Regions from separate parts of the Homo sapiens genome. Here region 2 is linked to region 1. The links are chromatin loops, found by intact Hi-C in ENCODE. Cell type or tissue: breast epithelium. All regions are shown on one strand. Links, peaks and the distances in the headings refer to the core of each region. The heading gives the core; the rest is flanking DNA. Region 1 overlaps SPON1 (spondin 1). Region 2 overlaps SPON1 (spondin 1).

What was found. A loop is a pair of places that touch in the nucleus more often than their neighbours do. Peaks named below come from ENCODE experiments on the same cell type or tissue, not always from the same donor. Only the 100,000 strongest peaks of a DNase experiment are listed, where the experiment ranks them.
Region 2: a loop joins it to region 1, with 18 times the contacts of the local background. A loop is called at or near these places in 1 of 110 quality-filtered maps.

The regions. Positions count from the first base shown.
Region 1 is chr11:14,012,655-14,024,746 of GRCh38, reverse strand. The region is part of intron 2 of SPON1 (spondin 1); the gene reads right to left. Among named protein-coding and RNA genes, the nearest start is that of SPON1, 56 kb to the right of the region's middle. RefSeq lists an enhancer at 2,555-3,062. In breast epithelium, for the core only: no CTCF peak of the experiment used is centred there; no DNase peak of the experiment used is centred there.
Region 2 is chr11:14,073,340-14,085,431 of GRCh38, reverse strand. SPON1 (spondin 1) reads right to left here. Exons shown (of 16, transcript NM_006108.4): 4 at 10,014-10,087; 5 at 5,411-5,533. Among named protein-coding and RNA genes, the nearest start is that of SPON1, 120 kb to the right of the region's middle. In breast epithelium, for the core only: no CTCF peak of the experiment used is centred there; no DNase peak of the experiment used is centred there; H3K27ac peaks cover 1,643 bases.

The DNA of each region.
Region 1 (12,092 bases), core at 3,767-7,766:
GGCCTGTGCCCATGGACCTAAGAGAGAACAGGCACTCTTGTTTTTGTGCCCAAATGTTGCATTTTCCAAGACCACTCTGGCCAGCCATGCCCCCCATCCTGTGCCCATATAAACCCGAGACCTTAGCAGGCACACACACAAGCGGCTAGACATCGGAGGAGCAGAGGACCACACCAGCAGACACTGGCAGACCAGCGATGGTGGAACAATGCGGACTCTGAGGGGAGTTCAGCCAGGGGCCATCAGAGGACAGTCTGCCACTGGGTAGCCTGACTCCAGGGGAAGACCACCTTCCCACTCCATCCCTCTTCTGGCCCCCCATCCATCTTGCTGAGCGCCACCTCCACCACTCAACAGAACCTTGCACCAAGCCCACCTGTGATCAAATTTTTCTGGTACACTGGGCAAGAACTCAGGATACAGAAAGCCCTCTGCTCTTGCGATAAGGCAGAGGGTCTACTTGAGCTGATTAACACAAGCCACCTGCAGATGGCAAAGCAGAAAGAGCACACTGTAACACACACCCACTGGGGCTTCAAGAGTCGTAAGCACTCACCCCAAGATACTGCCGTGGGGTTGAAGCCCAAAAGTGCTCCCCATGACCTCTGCACCTGTCCATCTGCATTCTCCCTTTAGGGGTTTGAGTACTAGGGCACTGAAGCAGCCAAGCCATACCACTGTCACATGCCTTGTGAGGGAGATAAGGTCCCCAAATTGCTCCTTCCAGTCTTTTTTTTTTTTCTTTGAGATGGAGTCTCGCACTGTCACCGAGGCTGGAGTGCAGTGGCCCAATCTTGGCTCACTCCAACCTCGGCCTCCCGGGTTCAAGTGATTCTCCTGCCTCAGCCTCCCAAGTAGCTGGGATTACAGGCGCCCACCACTACGCCCAGCTAATTTTTGTTTTCTTAGTAGAGATGGGGTTTCACCATGTTGGTCAGGCCGGTCTTGCACTCTTGACCTCATGATCTGCCCACCTCAGCCTCCCAAAGTGCTGGGATTACAGGCGTGAGCCACCGCACCTGGCCCAGTCTTTTTTCCATACTGCTCTTCCCTCCTTTCCTGCTTCCTGCTTCTATTATTTCTTCCTTTCGCAAGTGTTCCCAGTTGGCAGGCTGTGATCTGCAAAAGCTGACCTCCATCTCCCAGTCAGCCCACCTCCAAAGAACAAATCCATAGCTGAGAAAATGTGGTTATTAATTTATCATCTCCCTATATCCAATTCCAGAGAAAAACATCACTTTGTTGATATAGTTGTAGCACGAAGAGAGGGAACTTGTGTTGTTAATTATCTACTACACACTTGGCACTTCATTTATGTTATTTCATTTAAGCCTCACCTTTGACTGCCTGTCAGTTTTACCTTCACAGTATTTCTCTCCAGCACCCTAAAGCACCCAAACTCAATAAACCACTGCAACAACCTTCTAACTTATCTCTCTGCTTCCATACTTAGCCCCTACAATCCAATCTTCCCACAGAAGCCAGAGCGCACATTTAAAATAATAAATCATGTCACTTCCCTGTTTAAAGACTTCCAGTGGCTTTCCATTACACTTAAAATCCAAACTTTATAATGCCAGCTTGCAATTCCCCACCTAATCTGGTCCCTGCCAACTTCTCAGGCATCATCTCCTGCCACCATTTGTCTCACCCACCGAGCTCCAGTTCCTTAAACAAGCAGAGCTCCCTCCACCTCAGAGCCTTGGATGGTTCCCTTTGGCTGTCGTCATCCTACATGATCCCGCCCACAAACCTTAAGGAGTTAGGAAGGAAAAGAGGGAGGAACAAATTTAGATATGCCTGAGGCTTCCGTGGCAGCTGGTTTTCCAGTTGAACCTACATGAACCTGCTTTTAACCCTACTCCTCACCTTTGTCTTCTCAGCGTGCAGGTGGTTGCAGCAACTCAAAGCGTTCTTTGGATAAAGTCGAATGTATGGGCAAAATGTGGGTAAAGAACCCAAAACATTGCCTTCTCTTCCCTATGAAAAGGTTTCAGTAATTCATTGCTTGATTTTTTAGATGAACAGGGAAGAAAAGCTTAACTTTGAGGGAAAGAAGCTAAAGTTTATTGAGCTATGCAGCAGCCCTTTTAACATGATTTGGTTGAATCAGCTGAACAATCCACTGAAACAGGTTTTATAATCCCCATTTTATAGAGGAGGAAACAGATTCAGAGGATTTCAGCAATTTCCTGAGGACCACACGACTGTACTAATGAACAGAGCCAATATTCCACCCGGTCATATTTAGATCCCAAATCTCAAGCTCTCTTCTGCCATATCATCTTGCTTTGCTAAGTGTATCCTTTCTTCCCAGCAAAACAACCTCAGAGTAAACATCAATGTATGAGTAAGTAATGACTAAGATATAAAAGTGAGAACAGATTATTTGCCAGAAGCACATTCGAATCCTCCATTTACCTGTGCTAATTGTAATATGTTAACAACAGGCTGCTCTTAAAGATTCATTAAACTGAATCCCCTGAGGACCTGTACTTGGGAGCTCAGCTGGCTGATATTCTGAATTCCTAAATGCACTTAAAAATAACCAAATGTCTTTTCTCCCAAAGCATTTAATAGTATAGAATAGTAACCAATTCATAACGACCCTCTGCTCAATTATTGCTTTTTTTGGCTTTTTCTTTTATTCTTCCAAACGGTAAGGTCAAACTTCAACAGCATCACCTGCTGAGTCCCTCACTGGGCTCTCTTTCTGGATGTGTGTTGCCAGGAGAACAATTCTGCTTTCAACAATAAAAACAACAATCAATGCTTGCACAAAAGACTTAAGGACAATGGGAAATGTGGGTGAGTTAATTACATCCCTGGTCCCTTTGTTCTTTACAAATAAAGAGCAAGAGCGATGGGTGATCAGTGAACTTTAGAGACGCAAGCCATTGAATTGTGCTTAAGAGAACTGGGTTTCTTAGGAGTCAAATGAATGGACATCCTCTGAAAACAACTTCGTGTGTATCAGAAATCTACAATGTTCAGTCCTTGGAAGAAGGAGCCAGCACTAGAGCAGGAATTGGGAAACACAGGGCAGGGTCGTCTCAGGTCTTGTAGGAACTTGGAGAACTCCTCCTTCCAGGGCCTTGGGTTTTCTGAAGTTGAAATGACTCAATGGCACCAAAATGCCCTGCAATTCTAAAATGTGATTTGGCTCTCAGATTCAGCCTGTTTGGGAAGTGCTGAACAAAACCAGGGACTGGATCCTGGTGCTTTGGGGCTTGTTTTCCCTCTTCTTCCTCAGGTTTTGCAACCTGAGCTGTTTCAGAAGCTGAGGCATTCATACTGAAGACCAATATACAACCCTCAGCCCTGACTTCTGCTTCATTTCTGCAGCCTTGTCCCTGAGGTCTACCCGGGGACTTGTTGGTGCAGAACTACTGCATCTTTGAACTCTTGGCCTATGGAATTTCCTTCTAAACACAACTTACTATTTTTTCATACACTCATTCAACACATATTTATCATCTGCTTGTAATATGCCAGATATTATGATATACTGTGGTGAACAAAACAGAAATGGTAGCTTCCCTCCTGTGGCTTATAATTGGCCAGGTGAATAAGACATTAAATGCCTTGTTTTAAAGGTAAAAAATACAAATAGGTATAAAGTAGAAAGTGAATTGTGCCCAGGATTTTACCTCCCAGATAAAACCACCTGTTGGATCATTATATCGTGATATTCTGTAACCTCATTTCTTTCTCTTAACATCTTATAAACAATCTTTTAAACATACATGTAAATCTGCCAAATCTTTTTAAATTACTGCATAATAATCTGTGCCAGAAATATTCAGTGTATTTCACTTATATCTGCATCCTTATTCCTCACTATAGCTCTATGAGTTAGTATTATAATTATCCCATTTTACAGCTAAAGAAACTGAGTCCCAGAAATGTTCACAGAGAGCTGAGGTCACACAGCTGGTAAATGGCAGAACCAGAATTTAAACCCTGGCTGTGGGACTCCAGAACTTCAGTTCTTTTCTACTGTTCCTGGTATTCCACTGCCAAGATGTACTACCATTTATTATAATTAATCCTATATGATGGGCTTTCAGATCAGATCAATCACCCCTCTTTTTTTGTTTTGCTATAACAAACAAGGCTGCAATCAACATCCTCGTACTTACATCAGCCTCCACTTGTCTAAATTGGCCAGTTGAATTAATTCCTAGAAGTGAAATTTCAGAGTTAAAGGGTATGAGCATTTTAAATTTTGGCACACAGTGCCAAACTAATACAAATTTTGGATTAATTTGCACGCCTACCAACTGCATATGATAGAGATCACCATTCTCTTCTTAACCCTTGGCATCACTGAATCTGCACTGGCAATGGTCACTCTGACCTCCTCACTGCCAACTCTGACAGCTTTTTACAGCCTCATTCTGCTCAAAGCTCTGCCAGATGTACCCCTGTAGACTTGCCTCTCCCCCAGCTCTTCCCTTTGGGGTGCTTCTCTGGATTTCTTCTCCTATTTCCTTGGCATTTGAAATCTCTTCCCTGGCCCCTGTTCCCTATAAGACCTATGAATGTCATGGAGTCCTGGGTTCTCCTCTTGTCCTCTTCTCTAAATGTCCTCCCTCCCTAGAGTGGTGCACATTCTTAATTACTGGCCCAACAGCCATTCCCTCCTTCTCTTTTGCTAAAAGACCCTATTTGTTTAGGATTTACAGTGTCCAACCCCAGAGATTGAATCATGACTGGTCTAAACCAATTATGGCTATCCTGTTCCTTTCCTTGAGTTTCAGGTGACCATGTGACCTGCTTTTGGCTAATGAGAGGTACAGAAACATCAGCCAGGAGGCTTCTGGGATTTTCCTCTCTGACAAAAGGGGTAGTGGCCTATGAGGAGAGTGTTTTCCCCCACTATCCTCCTTCTCTCCTATTTAGAACACTGTTGGTGAGGGTGACATGCTTTGAGCTAGTGTGGCCAATTTATGAACCGGAGGAGCTAGCACAGCCATTTTATGGAATAGAAGAGAAAGGCTGAGTGAATCACAGAGCTACTAGTCCAGGGACCTGATGTCACTGAGCTGCTAAAAGAATGTGGAAGCCATTTATCTCCAAACTCCTTGCTAAACAATAAAAGAACCCATGATAAAAGCCATGATTGGATTTTCTGTTTCTTATAGCCAAATACCTCCTAAGAGATACATAATGATCATACATAATGATCATATATAATACTCTACCTTGATGGTGTCAACCCAGGTCCTTGAGTCTCAGAACTATATAATGATAATAATTAATAACAATAAGTTATCAAGTGCCTGTTATGATCTAGAACCTAAATTATATATATAATCATATACAATTTTATATACATTGTATATTTATATAATTATACACATTATAAAATTACGTATAATATATAATTAATATACATAATTTTATGTAAAATTTAAATATCACAACTACTCTATAAGGTTAAGTGCCATTATTCCCATCTTATTAGTGAGAAAACTGAACTGAGGCACAGAGGGATTAAGTAACTTACCCATGGTCATAAGTCTCCTAAGTGGCTGAGCTAGGATTCAAACCGGGGCAGTCTGGTCTCAGACTCCATACATCCAAATACTATGGATGACTAAAGGAACCTTGAATTGTACAGGTCCCAAATGGAGCTCATCAGCCTTCTCCCTCATAAATAGGCTCCTCATTCAAACTCTGTCTTGGTCAAGGCAGAAACTTGGGACTCTCTTTGGACTTGTACTTCTCTTTTCTACCCCATGTCCAACTGGTCACCACATACTGACAATTCTACCTTCTAAACATATTCTGAACTATTCTGCGATGCCTGGCTTGCAGTAAATGCTTACAAGTGCTGGCTGCTATTACCAGGCTCTTCATGACTAAGCTGCTGCTTCTTTTCAAATCTTTCAACCATCCTAAAACCTCCAGCCCACTGAACTTGCCTGGTCTACTGGCTCTTGTTGTACCGTTGGAGCCTTTGTATAGACTGCCTTTACTGCATTGAATGCCCTGTGCTACACTCTCCCTAATTAATTCTTCTACAATGTAGCCCATGTGTCAGGCCCACTAGGAGGCTTTTTCTGACTTCTCAACCTCCACAAATTGTTCTCCCAGCATGCTCTGCAGATCTCTGTCTCTGGCCTTATCATACTGCAGTTTAGTCATTTGTTTACTTATCTTTTCTCATCCATGTCAACTCCACATTCCCAAACCAAGTTATAACCTCCTCAGGAGAAGGATACAATATTTCAAACTCAATCCAGCCCCTTCCTTCAGCCCCTGCCCCTCCGTTGGTCTCTCAGTTACTGGCATCATTAAACTAGAAATTTCCATGTCATTTCTAAACTGAACAAGCCAATTTCTACCTCTGAAATGTTGTTTGAATCTATCCTTGCCTCTTCATTCCTAAGTGACTACCTGGATGCCTTAAGATCTCAGGCTTGATAGTTATGACAGAGTAGATCCTATTTCCATTTGGGACCTACTAAGGGCTTCCTGCAGAGTTGAGAGGTGAAGCTCATTGTCTGAAAGGTGGTCAAATTTGAACAAAGGCCGTCTAGCTACTTGTAAATGGATTATATCCATGTATTGAAATATATCTTACATTTTCTACCCACAAATTCGCAACAAGACCCAAAGACTCTAAATAGTACCTTGTTCCATGGTTATTTCATAAGAAAAGTGAGCTAAAGAATTGTTCAGTAGCTCCAGCAAAGTCTTCTTAAAACCAAGTATAGTATAAGTTAATTAATCAGGCAAGTGATCAATAAAATACAAGAAATGCAGCATTAAATAATACTGAGCTGCTCATTCCAAATAGTCCGACTCATTAGTTTGATCAATACATTACAAAGATGTAACAAGTGTAAAAACACAAGGGGCCTAAAAATACTTAGTTGATGTATTGCATCCATTATCAGAATGCACATATTTTTCAAGACACTTAGGTAGTCCCAGCAAATCCAACAATTAACTTTTGAAATAGCCAAATAGTAAGCAGAGTTTTGGTGAAGGTCTTCTATTCAAGCGTCCAATTTTGCAAATATTTGGAAAGACAGTGTGCCCAATGAAATATGCCTGAACTAGGGCTCAAATGGCCCTGCTACTTTAGGCAAGGTGGCCTTAGGCAAGTTGTTCAACCTCTAACTTTTCATCTGTAAAATTTGGGTAAGAATCCAGTTCTGTCTCCATCACAAGGCTGTCACAGAGCTCAAATGACAGGATGAATATGAACACAGTTTAAGCACTACTAAGTTCTCTAAGAATAAAAGCTGCATTTTGCAAAAAAGTCAGTCCATCTCTAAGGCAGGCACACGAGAAGAGAAGCTTTATTCATAGATTACTAAAAAACTAAGCTAATTTTAAAATTCTTTAAAGCATAGTCTGAAAACAATGATGTAATTAAAACAAAACATTTTGACACTGATTTTTTTTTAAATTAAAGAGCTGGGGATCTTTAGAATATGAGCCTAACTCTTTTTATTTGTGACCTCCATGGCTTTCAACTCAATGACAATGCTTAAAGAAACAATGACATTATTTTGGGGTCCTGAACCAGTTATACCTGGTCATTTGTTCAACCTCAACTTGAAAAGTGGTTTGTAATATTTTCCCTAATACCTCTGGAGAGTAAAATTAAATTTCTCACCAACATAGGAAAATGCAGCATATGCCAGGAAGGTCATTGCCAATGAAAATGGGCCTGACACCAGCCCTGGAACATACAAAAGTTTCCCTTACACCGTAGCAATCTCTGGGCACCTGAAAAGAGGCCCTAAAGGCTGCTTTGCAAAGTTAGAGTGCCCTGTGCCCATCCTGGTAGCAAAAGTCTGCTGATCTGCTGTCAGCTACTGTGCAACACATGGAGGTCTTACTGGCCACATGCAGTGCCCAGCACTTAGTAGGTGATCAGGAAGCGTTGCCTGAATTGAAATGAAAAAAATGGCACATTATCTTCTGCAATGTGAAACCAATAGTGTGAGTCAACAGCCAGCTTCTTGACTTTCCCAATTTTAGTCTCCAAAACACTACTAAAATTATCATTTTAAAATTCCATTTTTAAAGTATTAATTTTAGATTAAACCAGATATGAGCTATCCTAAATTCTTTTTGAACAAGATTGGGTATATATTTCTTTTTTTAATGTGAGTATAAAAATATAACAGAAAAAAAACCCTTACTCTGAGAACTTGTTTTAAAGTACCCAATTGCAATAAACGAATAGTATGTTCAGTTGACTGCTAATCAAATTTAGAAAACAATAATCAATGCTATAGTTACATGGGTCCAAATAAATTATTTTGATATAAATGTATACTTAGATGGATATACTTCTGCCTTCTTGCTGACCCATAGAAAGCACATCAGTCTTCACCTGACAGATGTTTCACCAGTTAAACTTTCTCACACGTTTGCACAAGTAAAAATGTAAAGATCATAGAATTGGTTTTGTAAGCCACTTAGCCTCTTGGCAGTTCAGTTAAATGGATTGAGTTAAATGAGATCACATGTGTAAAGTGCGTAGCACTTAGTACATGCTCCCACAAATAGTAAACACTGAGAAAGGAAGGAAAGAAAGGAGGGTATACCCAAAAAGAAAGGAAGTTCCTGAGGCACCACCAGCAGGGAATCTAGGAAGAGGGAACTGCCATCAGAGCTTCTTCCCCTTTTCTTCCTTTCCCTTCCCAGCAAATGAATATAAAAGAATTAATCCCAAGATTGGATGACTCCAGAGAATAAGTCATCAACTATCCTGCCCTCTGCGGCCATCTGCACTGAACCATGAGAAGAAAAGGCAGTACTTGACACTTCAGAGATCCCTCCTAGAATCCGTGGCAACATGAACTTACCCCAGCCTGCTATGAGCCGGTCAGATAAGGCAGGTAAAGTCAAAGGTGACCTAGAGCCTGGATATTGTCCCTGAGACCCTGAGCCTCTGACACACTGCATTCAGGCAGCATGACTCACTCCATTCCTAACAAGGACATCGCCAAACAGCCAACATAAATATACAATGACTTACCTCCAATAGTTTCTTGTTCTTTGGTAATGGAAACACAAAAGCTTTGTTACTGAGTTTAAATTTACCCATAGTTAACAAGTGTCAATCAACCACATCTTTGACATATCAATTCAGAAATTATCAGAAACCTTAAGCATGTTTATGTTTCTGGGAAACCATCTTAATAAACTAATTTAAAATGTAAGTAAAGCATTCCTTGTGGCTATGGTCTGAATGTCCCCTAAAATTCATATGTTGAAAAGTAATAATCAATGTGATACTATTAAGAGGTGGAGGCTTTAGGAGGTGATTAAGTCATGAGGGCAGAGCCCTCATAAATGGGATTAGTGACCTTATAAAGGTCTTAAGAGATGAAACTGCTTATATTATCCCTTCTACCACCTGAGGACACAGTGCTTGTCCCCTCCAGAGCATGCAACAAGGCACCATTTGGAAGCAGAAAACAGTCCTCACCAGACACTAAACTTGCTGGCACCTAGATCTTGTACTTCTCAGCTTCCAGACTGTGAGAAATACATTTCTATTCTTTATAAATAACCCAATCTGTGGTATTTTGTTATAGCAGCATGAATGGACTATGACACTGGTCATACAGGTTATTCTGAGCATTTACACTCATAAGAAACAAGAAATAAGCTTTGAGCCAAACCTCAATGGGGAGAGGTTAAGTAGACTATGTTGTGCCCATTAAAAATGAGGCCTGCCCACAATTCTGTTAAGATTTTCTCCATAGACAGACAAGTGTGTGTGTGTACGTGCACAGACATACACAAAGACACATTTGTTTACAATAGAAGAAGGGTAAAAATCTATAAGGCCAGTAATAGTAACATCTATACAATGAGACATTTAAAATTTCATGTACCTCTGTATCTTTGTATTATAGCATGCATGTACTATTTTTATAATTAAATTAATACTTTAAAAAAGTATTTAAAAAGGCCACAGTCACAAATCTGCATGAGAAGAGGCAGGCCTCTGACCTGGTCCCTTGGAAATGCTTCCTGTGTTTTGTGTCCTTTAGTTTACAGTTGAAGATATGGCAGGTGCTCCTCCATTTAATACCAAAGATATTGGATGAAGGCGCAAATGCCCGACAGTAGGATTCTATGCCATCTCTCATGCACAGTGACGCCCCACTCAGTTTATTGTTGTTCACCACTGCCATGGACATAGCACCAGACCTTTCTCCTCCCAAACTCCAGATAGTCTCCACCACTTGATCAGAATTGACACATAAGATGAAACCTGCCATAGTTCCTTGAATCCAGGATGCCATTGCGTATAAGAGGTATCAATGATGCACTAACAGTTTATCTGGAAAAGGAATCCTACATTTCATGTACATATCAATTGTAAGATGCATTCTGACTTGTAAAATGCTACAATGTTAAAAATGGGCATTTTTGAATCTGTGGAATGCTGTGGTCACCCTCCTTGGTCTATGACAACCCCTCCTTTCCCTTCCCACCGATGGCCTTCCATGCCTGCTACCATCTCACTTGCTGTTAAGAAGCTACAGCACAGACATAAGGCACCAGGCTGCACCCACCTTGTCCACGTAGCTGCAAGATGAAGATCTAGGAGCCAGAAGTCACTGGCAGCCTCAGGTAAGCCAAGGCAGTTTGGGCTGGGCCAGAGACGGGAGTATGTGGGTCCTTCACACAGAGCTTCTCCCCCAGCATTAACTTCCAATTTGATGACAGTCAGAAGCTTCAGAAGAACCAGGCTTCTCTGATTACTATGTTTAATACTCCCCTTTCCCTAAAATCCACGATAATGGAAACAGGCTTTGACTTTCTTTTTCCCCGCTACAAAACACCCAAGGAAGAAACACCCTACAGGTTTGGGAAATCATTGCTGTATGGGCTTGAGCAAGAAGTAAATAACCTCTCTGAGTCTCTTCCTTCATCTCTAAAATGTTCATAACACTTTTCCTAGATTGCTTGTGAAGATTAGAGGTCAAGGAGACAGGGCACCCAGTCTAGAGCCTGGTATACAGCAGGTGCTCAGTAAATCTAGTGAGCCAGATTTCCTCTAGTTGGTAAACTGATTGCTCAATTGGCAATGTATACAATATTAGCAATATGACCTGAGAGAAAGACAAGCAACTTTCAAAACTACATTTAAGTTGTATGTACCCCAGAAGATCCTACTCAATAGGCAGGCAACACAGTCAATGGGACTTCAGGCAATTGCAGCCACAAACCCATTGGTGAGTTAGAGAATTGGGGGAAATAAGCTCCTTAACTCCCTCCTCCTTTCTTTTATTCCCCAAACAGAATGGCCAAGTTTATTAATTGACAGTTTTACTCAGAGAATGGCTCTAAAATGACTATAATTCTTTACTAATAGAGTAGATTTTTTTATTCCAAAACCTGACCAAATGGAAGTGGAGTAGAGTAGGTTTAGATTTCACAGTCTCTATGTTCCCCATGCCCACCTTTACTGATGAAACAGACAAGGCCGAGCAGAGAGAGTTTAAAGGATAAAAAGCAGAAAGACGATCTATTCAATAATCCACATAATCAGCCTAAGAATTAGCAGAAGTTGTTAGCATGGGGCTTCTGGGACTGCCTGGATCTCTATTCCCAGCTGGCATCTTATTCTGAAGGAGAAGCAACATCCTAGGTTCAGGCTGAAGCAAAGTGATTTAGTAACATGTGTGAAATTACATTTAGAAGATGAGGTTGCCGTTAGAAACAGACTCACAGGGAAAGAATGTAAGAAATATCAGAGTACAGTCATCAGGGACCGTTTTGTGTAGGGACCAGCAACACCTCTTCAGTAAGGCAGAATATGTAAATAGGAACATTTAATATTTAATAATGAAGGAAAAGGGCAAAAAATGTAGCCATCCTTTTGTTCAACAAACACTTATTAACTACCGAGAGCCAATTTTTGTCCTGGGCCCTGGGGAGTCCAAGATGATTAAAACATGCTTTGTCCTCAAAGGACTTGCACTCTAGCAGAGGGAGACAAAGAGGCAGAAATAAAAGGGAAATTCTCCCCAATGGCAGACATCAGAAGCCTCAGAAGGGCTTGGCTTCTACTAGGTGTTGGGATGGGGGAGGAGGAACAG
Region 2 (12,092 bases), core at 2,607-6,606, 62 kb before region 1:
GACAAAAAAAAAGCAGTGGGGAAAGGATTCTCTATTTAATCAATGGTGCTGGGAAAACTGCCTAGCCATATGCATAAAACAGAAACTGGACCCTTCCTTATATCTTATACAAAAGTTAACTCAAGATGGATTATTAAAGACTTAAATGTAAAACCTAAAAGCATAAAAACCCTAGAAGAAAATCTAGGCAATATCATTCAGGACATAAGCATGGGCAAAGACTTCATGACTACAACACCAAAAGCAATTGCAACAAAAGCCAAAATTGACAAATGGGATCTTACTAAACTAAAGAGCTTCATCACAGCAAAAGAAACTAGCATCACAGCGAACAGGCAACCTACAGAGTGGGAGAAAATTTTTGCAATCTATCCATCTGACAAAGGGCTAATTTCCAGAATTACAAAGAACTCAAACAAATTTACAAGAAAAAAACAACCCCATCAAAAAGTGGGTGAAGGATATGAACAGACATTTCTCAAAAGAAGACATTTATGTGGCCAACAAACATATGAAAAAAAGCTCATCATCACTGGTCATTAGGGAAATGCAAATCAAAACCACAATGAGATACCATCTCATGCCAGTTAGAATAGTGATCATTAAAAAGTCAAGAAACAACAGGTGCTGGAGAGGATGTGGAGAAATAGGAATGCTTTCACACTGTTGGTGGGAGTGTAAATTAGTTCAACCATTGTGGAACACAGTGTGGCAATTCCTCAAGGATCTAGAACCAGAAATGCCATTCGACCTAGTGATCCTATTACTGGGTATATACCCAAAGGATTATAAATCATGCTACTATAAAGACACATGCATATTTATGCTTATTGCAGCACTGTTTACAACAGCAAAGACTTGGAACCAACCCAAATGCCCATCAGTGATAGACTGGATAAAGAAAATGCATCACATATACACCATGGAATACTATGCAGCCATAAAAAAGAATGAGTTCATGTCCTTTGCAGGGACATGGATGAAGCTGGAAACCATCATCCTCAACAAACTAACACAGGAACAGAAAACCAAACACAGCATGTTCTCACTCGTAAGTGGGAGTTGAACAATGAGAACACATGGACACAGGGAGGGGAACATCACACACCTGGTCCTGTCGGGGAGTGCAGGGCAAGGGGAGGGAGAGCATTAGGACAAATAACCTAATGCATGTGGGACGTAAAACCTAGATAATGGGTTGATAGGTGCGGCAAAACCACCATGGCACATGTATACCTACGTAACAAACCTGCACATTCTGCACACATATCCCAGAACTTAAAGTTAAAAAAAAAAAGAATGTCCTTGAAAAAACAATAAAAATGATTAATTTCATTAGATCTCTGCCTTTGAGTAAACATATTTTTATTTTTTCTGTGTGACTAATTGGGAACTACGCAGAAGCACTTCTGCTATATACTGAAGTACTGTGATTGTCTTGAATAAAAGCACTTATGCGACTCTTTGAGGTGCAAGCTGGACTAGCCGCTTTTTATGTTCATAAAACATCATTTTCACTTGAAAGGACAAATGACAGACAAATTATGGTTATTCAGACTTGGGAATTTGGCCTACATTTTCTAAAAAATAAAGTGATCCTGTCACTTCAAGGAAAACAACTGACAGTATTTGTTGCCAATGATAAAATTCAAGCTTTCAAGCAAAACCCAGAATTTTAGAAAACTTGTGTTCATTATTATGAACTTGATAGCTTTCCAATATTAAATACTTTTCTGATGAGATTGGTAGTGATATTAATGGATATGGCTTTTCATATTGTTTAATGAACTGTGTCAACACTTGCACAATCTGCATAACTCAGTAAACCAATATTTTCCAAATGATCAACGTAAGATGTTACAAAACCATGCATTTGTAAAAGATCCATTCAAAGTAGAAGGTAAAGCAATGACTTTTAATGTAAGAGTACAAGTTCATTGATATAGTTTCAAATTCCACATTGTAATTAACCTTTAAAAAAACAATTTGCAGAGTTCTGGTGTAGGATCAAAGATTATCCATAATTATCAGAAAAGGTTATTAAAATACTCTTCCCTTTTCCAATTACATAGCCATATGAGACAGAATTTTCTCCGCATACTTCAACCAAAAAATAGATTTTTTGAACCTATTTGAATCTATTTTGAATCTAAGTTGAATGCAAAAGCAAAGGCAAATGGGAATCCAGGTGTATTCTATTAAGCCAGATAGAAAAGACAGTTGCAAAAACGTAAAACATTGATCCTCTTTTCACATTTCTTTTGTTTTGAATATAGGTATTTTCATAAAATATGTTCTTTATATTAACCTGGAACAAGTTTATTATTTTTAATTTACTAGGTTTATTTTAAAAATAAATAATATTTTTCAATTTCTCTGTTTTAGTTTTTGATACATGGAAGATTGATGGCTATAACCCATATAAACCACTTATGTTGGGATCCTCAAAGATTTTTTAAGCATACAAAAGCGGTCCTAAGATTTAAAAGCTTAAGAACCACTGTCCTAAGATCACTGTAGAGAAAGCAGTGTTTTGGATGACTAATAAAGGACAGGGGGGCTTGGCAATTGTCAGTTTGCACTATTGTGGGAAGCTTCTCTGGGCATGATGATAGAGAATGGTTATCAAGACAGTATCATCTTTGCAGTGGCAAAAAGAAATTCATCTATTACTTAAGACTGATAGAAATAACTTTTGAGAACATTAAATTTTCAAGATCCCGATTAGATCCTCCCCATGTCCTTTTAAACGGCTCCAGTCTCCCTGAGTGTTCACTCCTTTTCCTCCATGGAAGGTTTGACTCACACTCTCCTCCATACTGCCCATCATAATTAGCTGAAGGCTAGACATCTGCCTCCCAGGTCATAATGAGTGTGACTCGGAGTTCAACAATCAGTACACAGTGCTTGGGAAGACAACAGGCACTAAGAATCAAAGATAAGCACGTCATCACGTTTGTCCTGGAGGACTTCTTGGTCTAGTGGGAAAGAAAGACTTTTAAAAAAATAACTACAGTATGCTATGTTAAGTGCTATTCTGTACAAGTGACCAAATTTTTCCAACCAAAAATTAGGACACAATCTGACAATTGTCTATAAGACATCATGTCAAAAATGGAACAATCCTAGAAGATCTGGAACACACGTCTGCTATATTTACTAAGAAACTCTCAACAACTCCACAGAAACTCTGTATAGATTTGTACTTGATTTGGCCCAAAGACCCAGAAACAATTTTTTTTTTTCACCTCCTCCCTAAATTCTGGGAAATGACAGTGGCAGAATAGGAAAGGTCAAGAAGCTTCTTAGGATCACAAAAGATGAGTAACGGGCCCCTAACATTTTATTTCCTCTGGTTAGTGGATAGGAGAGGCTGGAGGAAATTTTTCCATCGTGCTTGTTCCAAATGTTTTCTTTCCCCCAGGCAGAGAGTCCAAGTTTCTTCGCACAGGTCTCCCACACAGCTGATGCAGATCAGGCTGAATCTCAGAGTCAGAAGAATGAACTAGAAAGAGGCTTCTAAGATCCCAAGCCTTGATTGCATGTGGGTAACATTAAACAATAGAGCTCTTGATTTGTCAACAAATGTCGAAGTCCCCTCTGGGTGGGCTGCGTGGGGATCATGGAGGTTCTGATCTGGTCTGAGTCTTCTTAAGTCCAATCATGTGCCCTTTTCTCCCCCTTTCCTTTGGGACCTGAGCCAAATCCCTCTTTTTAATCTCTCTCTCCCATTCCTACTGTTCTTCCTGAACTGCGGTAACTCCAAAGTAAAATGCACAAGAACAAAACAGACAATGAACAGAAAAAAACAGGCTCAGTGCCACACATGGACATCCTGCCACCCACAGAGAGAATGGGCAACACGCAACCCAAACAAAAGGCAGGCATAGGAGACTGAAAAACCCCTTTGGATCTTGGATCCATTACTTACATCTCAATGTGGGCAAATCATGACATCTCTCTCCTCCCCAGTAAACTTATCCACAAAAACACATTACTTTGAGGATTAAACACTATAACATATGTAGAAATGCTTGGTTCACAGTAAGTCCACTTTTCTTATAGTCTTCACCTCTTTCTGCATGACTATTTGGTTAGTGTCTGTCTCTCCACTAGCCGCTGAGTGGCTTGAGAATATGGGATGCATCTTTTTTTTGTTCAGTATTATAACTCTAGAGCTGAGCACAGTGCCTGGCACATGTTAGGCGTTTGTTGAGACAATTATATGATAAAGTGGAATTAGTAGGATCTACTTAAAAAATAGTAAGTTTGGGGTCTCCTGACAACTCTCATGGCTTTGTATTGGCTATCTTGATAACAATGTTATGAAAAGATTTTTTTTTTTTTTGAGTCAGAGTCTTGCTCTGCTGCCCAGGCTGGAGTGTAGTGGTGTGGTCATGGCTCACTGCAGCCTTGAACTCCTGGGCTTAAGATCCTCCTGCCTTAGCCTCTTGAGTAGCTAGGACTACAGGCAAGACTACAGGACTACAGGCATGTGCCACCATGCCCAGCTAATTTTAGAATTTTGCTATGTTGCCTAGGCAGGTCTCTAACTCCTGGCCTCAAAGGATCCTCCCACATCAGCCTCCCAAAGCACTGGGAGTACAGGCTTGAGCCACCATGCTTGGCCCCTCATGAAGGGATTTCAAGGTGGCATCTGAAGTCAGTAAAAAAAAGGCATGCTGACTAATTACTAACACCTATGATAGCAGAGTATTTGTTGACCTTGACCTATAGAGTCAAGAGCAGGTCCCTTTTGCCGCTATTTCCAGCAGGTCTGTCATGGAATTCATGGACAGGGTCATTGCAGGGGGATTGAGGTTACCAAATGCCTCACCTGAATATAAGCAGCATGACTTTGGGAATATTTTTAAAAATCACAGATAAGAAAGCACAATGCTGGGGCTGGGCACAGTGGCTCACACCTGTAATCCCAGCACTTCGGGAGGCCAAGGTGGGTGGAGCACCTGAGGTCAGGTGTTCAAGACCAGCCCAGGCAACATGGCAAAACCCCATCTCTACTAAAAATACAAAAATTAGCTGGGCATGGTGGCCCATACCTGTAATCCCAGCTACTCAGGAGGCTGAGGCAGGAGAACTGCTTGAACCCGGGAGGCGGAGGTTGCAGTGAGCCGAGATTGTGCCACTGCACTCCAGCCTCGGCAACAGAGCGAGACTCCATCTCAAAAAAAAAAAGAAAAAAAATAGCACAATGCTATGCAAAGAAGCTGAAAGCATACCCATATAATGTCTGCCTGTCTTGATTAATATACATACTTGGATTGTGCATTTCATGAACCAGCCAATACTAGGGAGCAGATCTGACATGCTGCAGCTAGTGTGCCCTATAACCAGACAGAACTTTGACAATGTGCTTTTCCCCAAACCACAGAGTAGCCACTCTACTCACGAGGGTAATCCTTTGGGTGTGTCTTCTCGGACCAATTCCCATAAAATGTGAGTCTGTACTTGGCAGTTCCGCAGGCACAGCAGTCTAAGATGGGTTTGTCAGTCACCCCATCAAATGTGGAATCTGAAACAGTCAGAAAAGTCACCAAGTTAGAAAGTAAACGTGGGTTGTATATAAGGTGGTGCTATCATGGTCTCATTTTATCCTTAACCCTTAGGAAAAGAAGATGCAGCTTTCATTAGTTAATAAGACTTAGAGCCAGATCAGTACTTGGGCAATAAAGGATTTTGTATGCCTCTAAGTATGGTAATATTTTGAAAAAAAAAAAGAGAGCTTTTTCCCTAATAAATTGAGAAGATCTGTGGGAGCAATAACCCATAGGCTATTCGAGAATATTTAAGATGGGGGCTATGTTGAAAAATCAGGGGTAAAATTCACTCAATCATCCTTTCCGGATCCTGGTCTCCTTCCCCACCCCTCCCACAACAGGATTTCTCTAACAAATTTTAGGAGGAATACACATGTGTGCTTTCTCTAGGAAATATTCTCTGGGACCAAAATGACAGGACCAGAAGGAATGACTTTGAAGCAGAGCAGTGAAAATAAATGGAGAGAGATAAAGAATTACTGAAGGGAGAAAAAAAAGAGGCATGCATATATAATCACGTCACTTCTTATCATGCTTTCAGAGACTTCACTGGGAGGAGTAGGGGGTGGAAATGTGTTCATAAGCTCAGGTTTACTGTACTTCTGGGTATAGAAGTAGCCAGGAAAAACTTAAGATTCCCTCTCGGCCCTCATTTTTAGCTGTGAATAGCTGATAAGTGGGGAAAGAGAGATTACATGAATAAATTCAGTATTTCCGATTGTCAAACCCACATCTCTAGCTGCACGTTGTTGCTTTTAGTCTGTTCTGCTTCCTGCAAGATGAAAACAATGACTACAGATGTAACTTGCTTCAGTTGCTTTTTTTCACTTCCTCTAGTAGTATTAACATAATTTTTTTTTCTTTGCAGTTGGACATTTATTCTTAAATATTATACAAAGAGTAGTGGCAAAGAATGTTAAAATCATTGTGAGTGTTAGGAAGAGCATTTTACAAGACTTCCTTTTGGAATTTACTGGGTTGATTTGGTTTAAATATATAAAATCCATGATGGATAGAAGTGAATTCTAGGTTCTAGGGTGGAGATGAAAGGATGAGACATCATAATAATAACTACAAAATACTGAGTCCTTTTATTTGCTGATTTCTTTCCATATATTGTCTCGTTTAATCCTAACAATGCTAGGAGGTAAGTACTTTTGCTATCCCCATTTTACAGGTCAGTAAATTGAAGCAGATTAGGTAACCTGTTCAAGGTCACAGGGTTAGTGAACAGGGCAGGCAGAACTGGAGGCCAGGTCTTTTTGGGTCCAGGACTCATACCCTTAATCTCTGCACTACATTACTCCAGGAAAGACCTCATCTGGATAGGTCTGCATAGATAGGAAAGAGAGAAAACTTTTTTATTGTTTCTGTATTGCTTTTTTCAATGAAGAAAGATGCGCTAAAAAAAAAATTGCCTCCCTACATAGCTCTACGATTTCTAAATCAGAGATACATGCTGAGGTTTCAATTGTAGCTACTAGGGGCTATTAAATGAGGCAGCAATAGTCTCTACAAAAACCAAAAGAAGGCCAACTGGTAGCTTTGCCTTATCAAAAGGGCTTTCGGATATAGGTGGTAAACTTAACGATATTTCTGAGGGTTCAAAGGAATGCATAATAAACCTTTTGGATTTTCAAAGGAAAATAAGCTTCCATTTGAAAAATACATTTTTAAGCTCCCATTTGAAAAATAAATTTTTCAGTTTGAAAATAAAAACAGACATACTGTTTTCCTACTAAGGAAAAGCCTATTGAAAATGAATCAGGCTTTCAAAGGGCAGTGATAAGAATCGTCCACTTACTCCTCTTCTAACCACAGCAGGCAGGGTCTGCCAACCATGGGTAATTTCAGGCTATGGAGCATCTCCAGAGCCGCCCTCTCTCCCCATTTCTACTTGAAATCCACTGACTTCCTTTGCAACTCTCTTCCTGTATTCTTTGTTCCTCTTCCCTTTTTCTTCCTTTTCTCATTATCCTGTTTCTGTTGACATTTTTCTCTTTTTTCTGCGTTTCCCTTCCTTTTTCCTTTTTTTTTTGTCTCTTTCATTTAATTGCTTGTGACATGGTATTAAAGTATGTGTATGCAGGGCCGGGCACGGTAGCTCATGCCTGTAATTCCAGCACTTTAGGAGGCAGAGATGAGCGGATCACTTGAGGTCAGGAGTTCGAGACCAGCCTGGCCAACATGGCAAATCTCTATTTAGATCTTACTTGTGAGACAGAGATCTTTTCATATTTAGTAGAGATGAAACCCCATCTCTACTAAAAATACAAAAATGGGCATGGTGGTGTGTTCCTGTAATCCCAACTACTCGGGAGGCTGAGGCAGGAGAATCGCCTGAACCCGGGGGTTGGAGGTTGCAGTGAGCCGAGATCGTGCCACTGCATTCCAGCCTGGGTGACAGAGTGAAACTCTGTCTCAAAAAAACTAAAAAAAAAAAAATAAAGTATGTGTATGCATATGTTTGTTATAGGTCACTTTTTTGAATATTTTGTTTCTCTGTTCTTAATTGGAAGTAACCTATTGTTTATCTTGCTTTTTAAAACTATTGTTTGCCTTTGCTTTTCATCTGTGCAGCTCTAGGTCTTCTCCCCAGGCACTGTGGTGTGGTTTTGTCAGTTTGACTGTCGGAGGACAGCCTTATTTTCAGGAGCTGAGGGTTCTTAGGAGATACTTCACTGACACCCTCATGTACTGCCATCAATCATTAACTAATGTGCACTTCCCAAAGTCTCAATCCTGATGTTATGTGAAGACTTGTCTAAGGCATTTACAAGAGGTGTCTTGGAAATGTGTGATCCAAAACACCCACAAGTCCACCACAGCACCTGGATCTCATCACATGAAGATACAGCAGGGATGGGATTGTCATTGAGGAACCAAGAGCTTAATAAGTGGAGATGCTCCCTGTGTAGAGAAAGGCTGAGTGAACTTGCAGGCAGTTGAACACAAAAAAGAAAAGCCTCAGAAGACACGTGTGGTGGTGTCCATGTGGAAGCTGGCCAGGGTTCTCTGGACTGCAGATTCCAGCTCTCCAGCCCCTCTGGGAGGTATGATCCTAATGCAAGGTATCCAACTCTCTCTCTCCTTTGCTATTGCCATGTTCTCTAAACAATTCCAAACAGGGGACCTAGTTTCTGCTCAGCTCATCTACAGGAGGACAATGCATTGATCTGTCAAAGGCAATGATAAGAACTACTGAACTGGGAAGCAGTTGCTTTGCTAGAAAGCAATGGTTAAGGGCATTGGCTCCTGACTTCAAACCCAGCCTTCCACCATGAGTATATGATGCTAAGAAAGCTATTTAAATTTTTTGTGTCAGGCCCCTCATCCATAAAATAAAAATATAATAATAATCTTTACCATATAGGGCTGCTGTGCAGATTATAAAATTAATGCATATGAAGTGCTTAAAATAGTTATTGGCACGTAGCAAAGCACCCCAAACATATTACCTATTATTATTGTTTTCCCCGAAGACCTTTATCAACCTTTCTTTTTCTTAGTAGCTTATACTTTGCTATAGTTGGAGAGGATTATTTCTTCTCCAAACACTAATTGCTCTAAATGCAAATAAAAATTCTGCAAAATTAAATAGAAATGAGATTGTTATGCTGTATAAATATAGAGCATTTTTTATTTTTATTTAGTTATCCAATAACTTTTAAAAACATTCCGATGTTTAAGGTCAATTTTTTTTGCAGTAGATTAATGAATAAGCTTTCAGATATAGATAACAAGAGCTATCTATTCTATAGACAGCATTTACTATGTGTCAAGGAGGTACTGTACTATTTTATCTATTTAAGTCACATGGCTAGAAGGGGCAGAGGCAGATCCGAACCTGGGCCTGATCTAAACTCAGGTCTCTGCTTTATCCCCCGAGTCTAGTTAGCCTCCATGAGCTTTGTTACAATACCTTCAACCTAAGGAGAGAAGGTTGATAAGTTTGCAAATCTAAGGACTAGATCCTTGAATGTGGTGATATCACAAGGTCAACACCCCCTTGGCATCCCCATCCCCTGCTGGGCTTCTCTGGAGAAAATCCTCCCATATTGTCTGGGTGCCACACAAGATCTTGCTGGTGATTTTTTTCCAAAGAACCATTACAGACTTTTTAAAGGTACACAATTGTGCATTCCTTAATTAAGTCCTGTGAATTATTCCAAGGAACCTCTTCAGAATAATCACTGTTTCACAAAAATAAGAAGACGACACCAATATAAGGTACATTATCTTCTACCCAGGGAATCAAGCTGAGTAATTAGAGCTTAAGGCGGATCCAATTACCCACAGCACACAGCCAGATTAAAAATCGGAGCTACGTGAGGAAGCAGAACCCAGAGGAACTCACGAAGCCCAGGGGCCTTAATTCTTGCAGCAGGAGGATCGTGCAGGAGGAGCTGCCTTCCATGTCTCTGCCCCTCCCCCTCCCCACCCACAGGGTCTTACCTTGTTCACAAAGTTTCTTGGTCAGAGAGCCCTCATCTTGAAAATAAATAATGCGTTTTTGTACGATGCTGGCCCTGTGAAGAAAGAAGACCCAAGCACAGTGGTGAGGAGGGCAGGAAGGCAGGTTTGGGAGATCAGTCAGACATAGTCCCTGCTTGGCTTTGTGGCTTTGAGTGAGTCACCCCAACTCTCTCTGTCTTCATGAGAAAATTAACATAACAGCAATACCTGCTTTATGGGGTTGTGGTGAGAACTAAGTCAGAAAATGTATGTCAAGAGATTAACACATACCTAGAAACCACTCCACTCAATATTAGTTACTAAATTGTTTTTGGTGGTAAGGTTATTGTGAAGGTAAGAAAGTGAACTAACAGTATTTTAATAACTTTTCTCAATGGTTTATTTTACTCTACTTTTCATGTTAAACTATTGAGGCCATTTATAGATCAGCCAAATTCAAATCACAGAAGCATGTCAGATCCTCTTTGTGAAGGGGAAAAAGGAATTTAAAAATATATTTTGATTTGTTCTGAAAATGTCATTCTATATCTTTCCTGAAAGTCTAGACAAAACTGTCTCCTACATTCTGAACAAAGACAACTTCAGCTGTTATATCTCCCTCTTAAACATGTCAAATGCAGGATCTTAGAATTTGGAAAAAATATTTTGAGGCTGAAAAATGACTTACTTTTGGCCAGCACATATTTTCGCTTTAATTTGGGATTGCACAGACATGCTTCTTTTATTTTAACCCACTCTGTTGTTGATTTTCAGCTGGCCTTGAAGGGGTTGGATACTGAAACCCAGAGTTTCAGTAATTTGAAAGTTTACAACATTTAGAACTGAGACAATGCGAAAGGATCTTGGACCACTTCTACTGATTTTCTTCAGCAATGCTACTCAGTCAAACGGTAATTTTCACTTCCATTCACCCTGTTTAACAGATATAGGGATTCCTTGACTGTATTATAGCTGACCACACTGAAGGAGTATTAGAGTCACATGATCTGCATGTGTCACATGATCCCAGACCCAGGAATGGGGCCATGTGTGCATGGATCCACAGAGTACAGAGGCAATCTTCCTGATGGTCTGGGCCTAGGCCAGGATGACTTTCCAAAGAAATATCTACTCTACATCTAGTCTTGCACAAAATAATACAATTCTGACCATCCTACAGATGTCTTTTACAGTCATTCCTTACCCAAGAGAGACAAGATGTTGAAATAAATGAATGAAATATGCTTCCTGTCTACGCAAAGCTACTTTGATCATTCTTTTGACTATGAAGCAAAAGAAAGTTTCCTCAGGCCAAGAGAATAACAGTCTTCACCCCAAAGCCAAATAACAAAGCCTTTTGTTAGTCAGATCATCCCATCATCTCCAACAGTGCTTTTCAGAGTGTTTTCCACTCTGTGCCTCCAGGACCTCTGTGGAGGGGAAGGGGCAGGCTTAGTGGGAAGTATCCCAGGCCCCACATTCCTGCTTCAGCCAAAGGCTCCATCCTAATTTCAACCACAACAGCCTCTTCCCCCATTTGTCTTCCCATTATATTTACTGGTGTATTTTCAACAAATAGTTGGGGGTCTGCTTAGGGGCCTGAGGGAGGTTCCAGGACACTGTCATAAACAAGCCAGATGGGGCCACACTACCCATTCTCAAAGTTTACAGCATAGTAGGAGAAAGTATCAAATAACCAAACCTGCAGCTGATCATTTAACACAACCTTGATTAAAGTTTACAAGGAAGTCCACGGAGTGCAGGAGAGCATAGAATAGGGCATCCTAACCATGCTGGGAAAGGCTCCCCTGAAAAAAGGTGGCAGAGCTGAGGTTTGAAAGAGCAAACTAGGAGCTAATTAGGCAAGTGGAAGGGAGGAGACAGGGAGAGGGCATCCCTTATAAAGTTCTTCAGGAGGGGAGGGACATGGGCTCATGGGAGGACCTACGAGTGGTAAGTCAGGGAGGTAGTACAGATTATACAAGCCTAATCTGAAAATCTAAAATCTGAAATGCTCCAAAATCCAAAACTTTTTGGGTGCTGACATGACACTACAGTGGAAAATTCCACGTCTGACCT